Linked DNA regions of Homo sapiens: region 1 is linked to region 2. A link is an interaction called in ENCODE POLR2A ChIA-PET data of the cell type or tissue named here. Cell type or tissue: endothelial cell of umbilical vein. All regions are shown on one strand.

Region 1 (5,000 bases), 230 kb before region 2:
AATTGTTTGAGCTCCTTGGGTATTCTAATTATTAATCCCTGGTCAGATGGATAGTTTGCAATTATTTTCTTCCATTCTGTGGGTTGTCTCTTAACTTTGTTGTTTGTTTCCTTTGCTTTGCAGAAGGTTTTTAACTTGATATGACCTCATTTGTCCATTTTCACTTTGGTTGCCTGTGCTTGTGGGGTATTACTCAAGAAATCTTTGCTCAGACCAATGTCCTGAAGAGTTTCCCCAATGTTTTATTTTAGTAGTTTCATAGTTTGAGGCCTTAGATTTAAGTCTTTAATACATTTTGATTTGATTTTTGTATATGGCGAGACATACGGGTCTAGTTTTGTTTTTCAGCATACAGATACCCAATTTTCCCAGCACCACTTATTGAAGAAACAAGTCCTTTCCCCAGTGTGTGTTCTTGCCACATGTGTCAAAAATGAGTTCACTACAGATGTATGGATTTGTTTCTGGGTTTTCTAGTCTTAAGCCACTGGATTTTATCATGGCTGAAAAACAGAAACAATGAGAGAAATAAGTAGTAGAGAAATACGTTCTAAAGAACTTGTAGAACACAAGAAGTGGATTCTAGGATAAATCTGAATAGAAATTTTTCTATATCATATCCAAATGAGGGCTTTTCACTGATCTTTAATTAGAAGGCAAATGAGTTTATTATCATATGCAATCATGTTTTAAGGTTTTATAGCAATTTAAGCTTCCATTAACTTCCTGGTAAAATGAATGTACTTTATATTACATGGTGTAATTCAGTCATACTTAATCAAACTTTTAGTCATCTCAAAATGCCATGGGGTTTTAAAAAAAATGTGTAATCACAGTTACAGAGAGCAATGTAGATCACTGTGTAAATTCTGTCATCAAAGTCTAGCATTCCACAATAAGCAACTCCAGAAAACAAGAGCCGTTTACAAAATGTTATCACAACCGAAAATGTATTTCTATCTTGGCACTGTATTTCACCAAGCACAGGCGAGGATAGAACGAAGAGTCAGACAAAGACCTTGCCTTAGAGAGCTTACACTCCAGGAACCAAAACCAAAATAGATATCCCTATATCTATATATCAACCTGTATTTATATCTATAAGAAAAGTGGTAAATTCCAACGGAGCCTGAAATTTAGAAGTTGGAATAATCTCAATACTTCTTGAAACTCTCAAAATTGTCAATTTTCTCATTCCAATCCAAGTACTGTTAGTTGCCTGCATCCTTTTGTCTGTTCATATAGTGATACATCTTCATGATGAGCCATCACCTGGCTCACCAGGGCCCAGTTACATTTTCAATAATCGAAATCCTTTTGCCTCTCATTCTCTCAGAGGAAATCACCATCTTACTAATAGCTAACACTGATTGAGCACTCTCCTAATTCCTGGCATGAATCATCTCATTTAGTACTTATAAAAATGCACAAGGGAAGTACTTTAATGTTTGCATTTTACTATTGAATAAACTGAGGTCCAGGGAATATAGGAAATTTGCCCAGCATCATGGGTAATAGGTGGAGGAGTGAGCATTAGGGACTGTGCACAGCTTGAACTCTTATTCTGTCTCTTGTACTGCCTCTGGATTAGGGAAAGCAGCTGCACTCCCAGTAGGTGAAATATTGTAACACATGTGCCAGAGTAAGAATTACAGCTTAGAACTGGGCCCCAAGTACAGTAAATTATCAGAGCTTTTATTCTGGATACAGCTTCTTTCAGTGCTTTCTTATCCTCTCTTTTATGTGTCTTATGTAATTCCTGTCTCATACAACCTGGCCTCAATATTTAGATTGCCCCTTCACTGTGTTGCAGGGGTTTTTTTGATAGAAAATTTGTTACTGATTATGCACTTTCCCAAGGTTTATTCAAAGCATTGACTGTCTCCCAATGAAAGAATTGCTTCAGCTCATATGCTGTATTTTCCCGGGAGTGGACTGGGGAAAAGAGTTCTATTCACACAATCCTGCACTTTCCTTATTCTTGGTAGAGTGCTTTGTTCTGACTACCTGCCTTTGAGGCTGCATCCCCTCCATTCCCCATGCCTCCCCCCTTCCAGGTGCTATAAACCACCATTCTAAAAGTTTGAACCCTTGAACTCCTGTGGCAGGTAATCAAGCGAGGAACTGCTCATTTAGTCCAAGCTGAAAACAAATTCCCCTATTCTGTAGAACATAAACAGGGTTACACCTATATCACACCCTTAAATACTTCTGATCTGAAGAATCCTGGAATTCATACTGTCTACTCATGTTCCTCCCAACATCACCTATGCTACCTTTATCACATATATGTGTTCTTCTTGTTAAAATGAAGGTATATAAAAATGCTGCTTAAGTATAATCAACACACACACACAAACACACACGCACACTAAAGATTCTTTCCAGAATGCATGTATTTATGCCAAGTAAGAGTAACAAAAAGAGAGTAAAATGTGTAGAATTCTGATATGTTGGAGAGCTTCTTCAAAGAATGGAATATGGCCTCAAATTCCACCTGTGAACTGGCAACCTTGATTTACAAACAAGAGAACAGGGTAATATACTCACATAATTAACACTACCCAAAGACTGTAAAAAGTAAAGTAATATGTAAAGTACCTAGTAAATCTATGAGTCAACAATCCTTTGTCTTTTCATTGCATTTATGTTCTTAACCATTGGTGTTTGGGGGCTTAACCATTGGAGCTTTGGGGCCTCAATATTTCAAATATTCTGTCTAGAAAATCTTTTACATAAAAATATACTGTCATTCAGCTTTTTCACATCTTTGATATTTTTTTCTTAATTTTTTTATTTTGACCTTCATTTTGGTTCATTCCTTTAAGTATTTCAAACTCATCTTACTGAAGATACCCTCTCCCCTGATTTCACATCTCAAAGCAAATGAATACAGACACACACACACACACACACACACACACACGCCAAGACGGCAAAGGATGGTTCCAAATTCACAAGAGCAATCAATAGCAAAACAGACACATTTAAGTACAAATATTTTTACATTCTAGTTCAGTCAATGTTATGCCCACTGAACCATGCTACTGCAGTAGGACATCTAGTACATTGTTACTGATCAGCAATTGCCAAATGTTTAACTACGAGTAAAAACAGCTTTGTGTTCAACCTATGAATGATACCCAGGTCAAAGCCAAACCGCCTCCAACCACTGCATTATTATCCCATCTATTGTTCCCAATTCAATGCTGCAGCCAGCCAACGCAAATCAGCCCTTCCTGGTGGGTTTATTACCTTTCTATCAGAGCCATACCTCCCCCAGCAAGAATAGGAACCCTGACTAAAGCAAATCACAATGTTACCATTCTGGAAAGAGGGGCTTGAATGCAGGCAGCCACCAATACCAGCATCTCCTGCCAGGTGGAAGCACAGCTCTGTGTCACAGGACTTCTCAACAAAGACACATTTGGTTACCTCCTGACACAGAGGGTCAGATGGGCTTCATCAGCTATTCATTAAATTTTACCACAGTTCTTCATTTTCTCTGCCTACATCAAGCTTCCCCTATCTGGAATTTTCTCAGATGAACTGAGCTTTTAGCAGCATCCACTCTACTTCCAAATCATCAGTTTATTACAGGATTTATTCACCGAAATAGGTGCAGTTAAAAACATATTCAAATAGTATACTTTTACTTTTGACTGTTCTACTGTCTTCAGAGAAAGAGTATTTCAAGGAGGAAATAATTTGATAATTACAAAACGTTGGAGCCAGAAGGGCCTCAATTCCAACTGCTGTCTTGGAACTGTCTCTATACCTCGGTATAGAGAAGGTATAGAGAAGTTGAGGCAGTTTCAGGTCACACTAGAAAACCAGGCTAATATCTCAAACCGAAACTGAGGCCCCCAGACTCTCTGTAGAAACTTTTCATCACCCACAATCACCCACATCACCTTACTGCACTATCAACGTGAAGCAGCCGCTATCAGCAACCGGTCATTAGGCATCGGCAAGTGACTCGCATGCTAGGCTGGCTTTTATTCTCATTATTAGCTATTTATTTTCTTCATATTAAGTAAAAAAGATAAAAAAGTAATACAATAGCTCTTGTAAATTTTATTTCCTATTCTTATTCACAAAACAAGTGAACAAGTATAAAGCTCTTATTACACGATAAATAGAAACACTCATTACATTCATAAGCATTATCACTCATATATAGATAACGGCAACCAGAATCCTTACCAATGGATTGGCTTTTTAAAAAAACTAATTTGAGATATTCAAAAAGTCTTACTTTCATTGTTAATCATGATATCAGAATAGTAACTATATAAAACATCTTTTTATTCTGTAATTATTTAGAAAGAAAAAAATTAAATTAGCATCAACAGACCTGGTTACAGGATTTAGTTGGTATCATGGGAACCACGGCATAGCACCATGGTTCTCAGTCTCAGCTGCACATTTGAAACATCTGAGGAACTTTTAAAATCTCAATAGCCAAATCATAGTTACAACTGGTTATTTTTTTTTAAAAGTCTGTAGAGTTGGTATCAAACCATCAGTAGTTTTAAAACTCCCCAAGAAATTTCAATCTGCAGCCAAGTCTGATAATCACTGGCATAATTACAAGCTTTATATAAAATATATACAACATTGGGGGCGGTGGCGGTGGCTCAAGCCTGTAATTCCAGCACTTTGGGAGGCTGAGGCGGGCAGATCGCGAGGTCAGGAGATCAAGACAATCCTGGCTAACACGGTGAAACCCCGTCTCTACTAAAAATACAAAAAATTAGCCAGGCGTGGTGGCGGGCACCTGTAATGCCAGCTACTCCGGAAGCTGAGGCAAGAGAATGGCGTGAACCCAGGAGGCGGAGCTTGCAGTGAGCGGAGATCGTGCCACTGCACTCCAGCTGGGCAACAGAGCAAGACTACGTCTCAAGGCCGGGCGCGGTGGCTCACGCTTGTAATCCCAGCACTTTGGGAGGCCGAGGCGGGTGTATCACGAGGTCAGGAGTTCGAGACCAGTGCGGCCA
Region 2 (5,000 bases):
GTTCAGTATCTCGGTTGAGAGTTCCTTCCTTCCCCCATTTAATTAAATGCTGAAGTTTGTGTTTCAGAAAGCCCTGAGTTTGCGTGCCAGCTCCACGTACTTGTTTTGCAGCCTTGTCCTTAAATCCTGCAGCTCTTGGTTGGAGCTTCTGTTTTGTTCCTGTGAACTGTCCCCACAGGTCTGACTCCTGCAGAGCACAGTTGAAGGGACAGGAGAGAACATCGAGGGACACCCATGGTGGCACACACTGGCTCACTCCAGTTCCTGCACAGATCTACGAAAGCTTCAGGGCCTCGTTCACTCCCAGCAAATGCAGCAAATATACAGCACTTAAAGAAGTCACAGGAACATTACTCAAACTGGAAGCAAAACAATAATTTTCTTGTTGACTGATATGCTTCCAGCAAATGAGAGACATGCAACATGAACTAAGATGTTCTGGGTTACACTGGCTACGTAACCTATTATTAATTTCTCTGTGCCACAGTTTCTTCATTTGTACAATGGGATAATAATAGAATCCACCCCACCTAGCTGCTGTATTTTAAAATGTCAATCTTTGGGCCAGGCGCAGTGGTTCACTCCTGTAATCACAACACTTTGGGAAGCTGAGGCAGGCAGATCACTTGAGGCCTGGAGTTCAAGACCATCCTGGCCAACATGGCGAAACCCCATCTCTACTAAAAACACAAAAATTAGCCGGGACTGGTGGTACATGTCTATAATCCCAGCTACTCAGGAGGCTGAGGCACAAGAATCGCTTGAATCTGAGAGGTGGGAGTTGCAGTGAGGCGAGATCACATCACTGCACTCCAGCCTGGGCAACAGAGCAAAACTCGGCCTCAAGAAAAAAAAAAAAAAAAGGAAAATGTCAATCTGTGTAAAGCTTAGAATGTGGCCTGCCTGGCACATGCTAAGCACTAGGCAAGCCTGTGCTCACCAGACTACAAGGTGTTATTTTGTAATGTTATAATTAAAAGAAACTATTAAATATTTTTAAATGCCATTGCAAAAATAAATCTTTGCCTAGTTTTGCCTTCTCTGTAACGATGGTTTTATGTTTCCAACTTAAGATCAAAATCACAAGAGTTTTATCTTTTTGTTTAGTAGGTACCCTAACAAAATACCTTAGATTGGGTAATTTATAAAGAATCAATACTTACTTCTCACAGTTCTGTAGGTTGGGAAGTCCAAGATCAAAGACAAAAGGGGACTAGGGCACTCCCTTCAACTTTTTTATTTTCCAAAATATATGGAATGCTTCACAAATTTGCACTGTCATTCTTGCATAGCAGCCATGTTCATCTCTATATGGTTCCAATTTTAGTATATGTGCTGATGAAGTGGGCACATTATTTCTCTTTTTTTAAAGAGTCAGAACCTCACTCTGTTTTTTATTTTATTATTTTATTTTACTTTATTTTATTGAGAGGAGTCTCACTCTGTCACCCAGGCTGAAGTGCAATGGCGCAATCTCAGCTCACTTCAACCTCTGCCTCCCAGATTCAAGTGATTCTCCTGCCTCAGCCTCCTGAGGAGCTGCAATCACAGGTGCCCGCCACCACGCCCAGCTAATTTTTGTATTTTTCAGTAGAGACAGGATTTCACCATGTTGGCCAGGCTGGTTTCAAACTTCTGACCTCAGGTGATCTGCCTACATCGGCCTACCAAAGTGCTGGGATTACAGGCGTGAGCCACCATGCCCGGCCAGAGCCTCACTCTGTTGCCCAGGATGGAGTGCAGTGGCATGATCACGGCTCACCCCAGCTTCAAACTCCTGGGCTCCAACCTGTTATTTATTTATTTATTTATTTATTTATTTATTTATCTTTATTTTTATTTTTTTCCCAACATGTTCTATAAGAGCACTAATCCCATTAGTGAAGGTGGAATAATCATGACCTCGACATTTCCCAAAAGGCCCCAGCTCTTACTTAATACCATCACACTGGGCATTAGGTTCCAACGTAGGAATTTTGGTGGAACACATATATTCAAACCATAGCATAGGGTCACTTTAAAATTACATCTCTATAAACAGTTCTGACTACAAAACTAGACAAATGAAAAGAAGCAACACCTCCATGCTACCAGGATAAAATTTCCAAAGACCTCATTACAACGGTTACCAGCAAAGAGGATTTTGAATTAGTACAAATTCACAGATTTTGGGGGTAATCTGGACTAAAAGAGTTCTACTTCACTAATTTAAGCCTGTGTTTTCAAATGAAGGGCAGTATCACATGCAAATACAACACATATATCCAAATTCCTAACTGGGTCCTAACTAGGATCAGCTTTACTTTGCAAGGCTCTAGAACAAAGATAACCAAAGTTGTATTACAAGATTGACAGCCTAGGGTATTTAAACACATCCTGACATTGACACCAAGACCCCAGGGTGAGTGTGGGGTCAACGGTTATAACCAAAAATATGGCCTTCTGTTCCATGTACTAACACACTGATCTGTTTTATTTAGATACTGAGTTTAGTAACCTCAAGAATTATTTACCGTAGTGAATAGGGAGAATTTCCACATTTGCCAAGGCTTTCTTTACGAAAGAGCTGGGCCGGGTGCAGTGGCTCACACCTGTAATCCCCGCACTTTGGGAGGCTGAGGCGGGCGGATCACAAGGTCAGGAGATCGAGACCATCCTGGCTAACATGGTGAAACCCCGTCTCTACTGAAAATACAAAAAATTAGCCAGATATGGTGGCGGGCACCTGTAGTCCCAGCTACTCAGGAGGCTGAGGCAGGAGAATCACTTGAACCCGGGAGGCAGAGGTTGCAGTGAGCTGAGATCATGCCACTGCACTCCAGCCTGGGTGACAGAGCGAGACTCCATCTCAAAAAAGAAAAAAAAAACAGCTGAAGACAGGATGTAAGATTTAGTCAAGTGTTGATTGATATCAAGTAAGGAAGGGAATTGTGTGGTTTTATTCCCCAGCTATTGGATGAACTAAACTGAGCTGACTTCTTACAGGGCTAACATGAGCAAGCACTGAACCAACTGTCCTTTCCTACCCGTTGATCAGACAGCTGGGAAGTCCTCTTGAAGGGAAAGATATTAAAATTTACTGAAGATAACCAAAGTTGAACGGAAAACAGATGATTAATAACTGACACTCAAAAAGAACATTCCACACATTCTTTGAAAACGCATGGAGTCATATCAATATTTAAATACAGTTCACTATGAGTCATGTTTAAATAGTCATATAATTGATGCCATACATCAGATATTTATCAGAAAGCATGAACCATTCGTGGTGCTGGAAAAGAAGATGACAAACTAGGGAAGAGATGGCAGGAGATGAAGGGGAAAAGTAGGTCAGGTTCAGATTTGGAATGAATGCGGTGATGCCTCAGTACATTCAGATGAGACTATCTGGGGATCAGGCGAGCATTTTTATCCCAGCTTCCATGGTTTCCACAGAGCACTTGCATCAAATGCTAGACACACAATACTAAAGGTTTCTCCTCACTGTTCTGAAGCTTGACGTTAGTCTCCATTAACACTTAACTACAGGTTTCATCAAATAGACGTCAAATTATTTCCAAGATAAACATCAGTAGGTGTTAGTTGAAAGGGAGGGGAGGGAGACTCAGCTTCTTCTGTTTCTTTTAAGTTTTATTTTGGTTTCGATAAAAAAAAAACTCAGATAGCCAGCTACGTAGAATGAATTGACTGAACAGTGACCACTTTTCCTGCATAAGACAGCTGAGATGAGGAAGACAACCAAATGAATCTGGAAGATTTCAAAGAAAATGTCCAGTGCTGTACTGAAAAAAAGAGGGTAGTTTAAATAGAAAAAATATATTAATAGAAAGGCACCGAGACAAACAAGTCACAAACCAAATAAAGTGTCAATAGGAGTGCCAATCAAACTGTGTATATCCATCCAAAAGAGAGAAGGCCACTGAGAACAAGAATCCCCCAAATAAGCATTTATGTAATTAAACAGCCTCTTAACATACGTTGTGTTTCATACATGCTTGGCGAACACTGAGAACTACAGGTAATCTTACTTTAGAAAGCAATGTCAGGGGGCCGGACACAGTGGCTCATGCCTGTAATCCCAGCACTTTGGGAGGCCGACGTGGGTGGATCACTTGAGGTGAGGAATTCAAGACAAGCCTGGCCAACATGGTGAAACACTGTCTCTACTAAAAATTCAAAAATTAGCCAGGCATGGTGGTGCATGCCTGTAGTCCCAGCTACTCGGGAGGTGGAGGCAGGAGATTCACTTGAACCCAAGAGGTGGAGGTTACAGTGAGCCACTGCACTACAGCCTGAGTGGCAGAGCGAGACTCCATCACGGAAAAAAAAAAAAAAAAGCAATGTCAGGGGACACTCACCTAGCAAGAACCAGATTATAGAACCTGTTTAAGCATCTTATTTCCAGAGACCTGTAATGTGTGCAAGCTCAACTATAGATTTAGGCAATTTTCTTTCTTCAAAATGAGCCATACCGAAGTCACTAATGTTAAGAACAGGTTCTCAGTCTGTGCTTTAATCCAGAAAAGCATTCTGGGTGAGCTCAGTGAGAGTTCTTTGGGTCCTTCATTAGATAGCCTTATCACCTTTCTTTCTTTTTTTTGTTTTGTTTTGTTTTGAGACGGAGTCTCGCTGTGTCGCCCAGGCTGGAGTGCAGTGGTGCGATCTCGGCTCACTGCAAGCTCCGCCTCCCGGGTTCACGCCATTCTCCTGCCTCAGCCTCCCAAGTAGCTGGGACTACAGGCGCCCACCACCACGCCCAGCTAATTTTTTGTATTTTTAGTAGAGACAGGTTTTCACGTGTTAGCCAGGATGGTCTGGATCTCCTAACCTCGTGATCCGCCCACCTCGACCTCCCAAAGTGCTGCAATTACAGGCGTGAGCCACCATGCCCAGCCACCTTATCACCTTTCTTTACAATACCTCCATCAAGAATTCTTGGTTGTTTACTACCCGGTGGGCTGGTAGATTTCATTAGCTTTCAAAGTATACAGAAAAAT

What was found. ChIA-PET counts read pairs that join two places held together with the same protein. Peaks named below come from ENCODE experiments on the same cell type or tissue, not always from the same donor. Only the 100,000 strongest peaks of a DNase experiment are listed, where the experiment ranks them.
Region 1: POLR2A ChIA-PET joins it to region 2 with 7 read pairs; 4 of 35 experiments call an interaction of 5 or more read pairs at or near these places.

What each region holds. Positions count from the first base shown.
Region 1 is chr5:17,466,773-17,471,772 of GRCh38, reverse strand. All of the region lies in intron 1 of LINC02218 (long intergenic non-protein coding RNA 2218), which reads right to left. Among named protein-coding and RNA genes, the nearest start is that of H3Y2, 23 kb to the left of the region's middle. In endothelial cell of umbilical vein, no CTCF peak of the experiment used is centred here; no DNase peak of the experiment used is centred here.
Region 2 is chr5:17,236,962-17,241,961 of GRCh38, reverse strand. All of the region lies in intron 1 of BASP1 (brain abundant membrane attached signal protein 1), which reads right to left. It also overlaps the pseudogene RNU6-1003P. Among named protein-coding and RNA genes, the nearest start is that of BASP1, 22 kb to the right of the region's middle. In endothelial cell of umbilical vein, no CTCF peak of the experiment used is centred here; a DNase peak (open chromatin) is centred at 3,121; H3K27ac peaks cover 2,455 bases.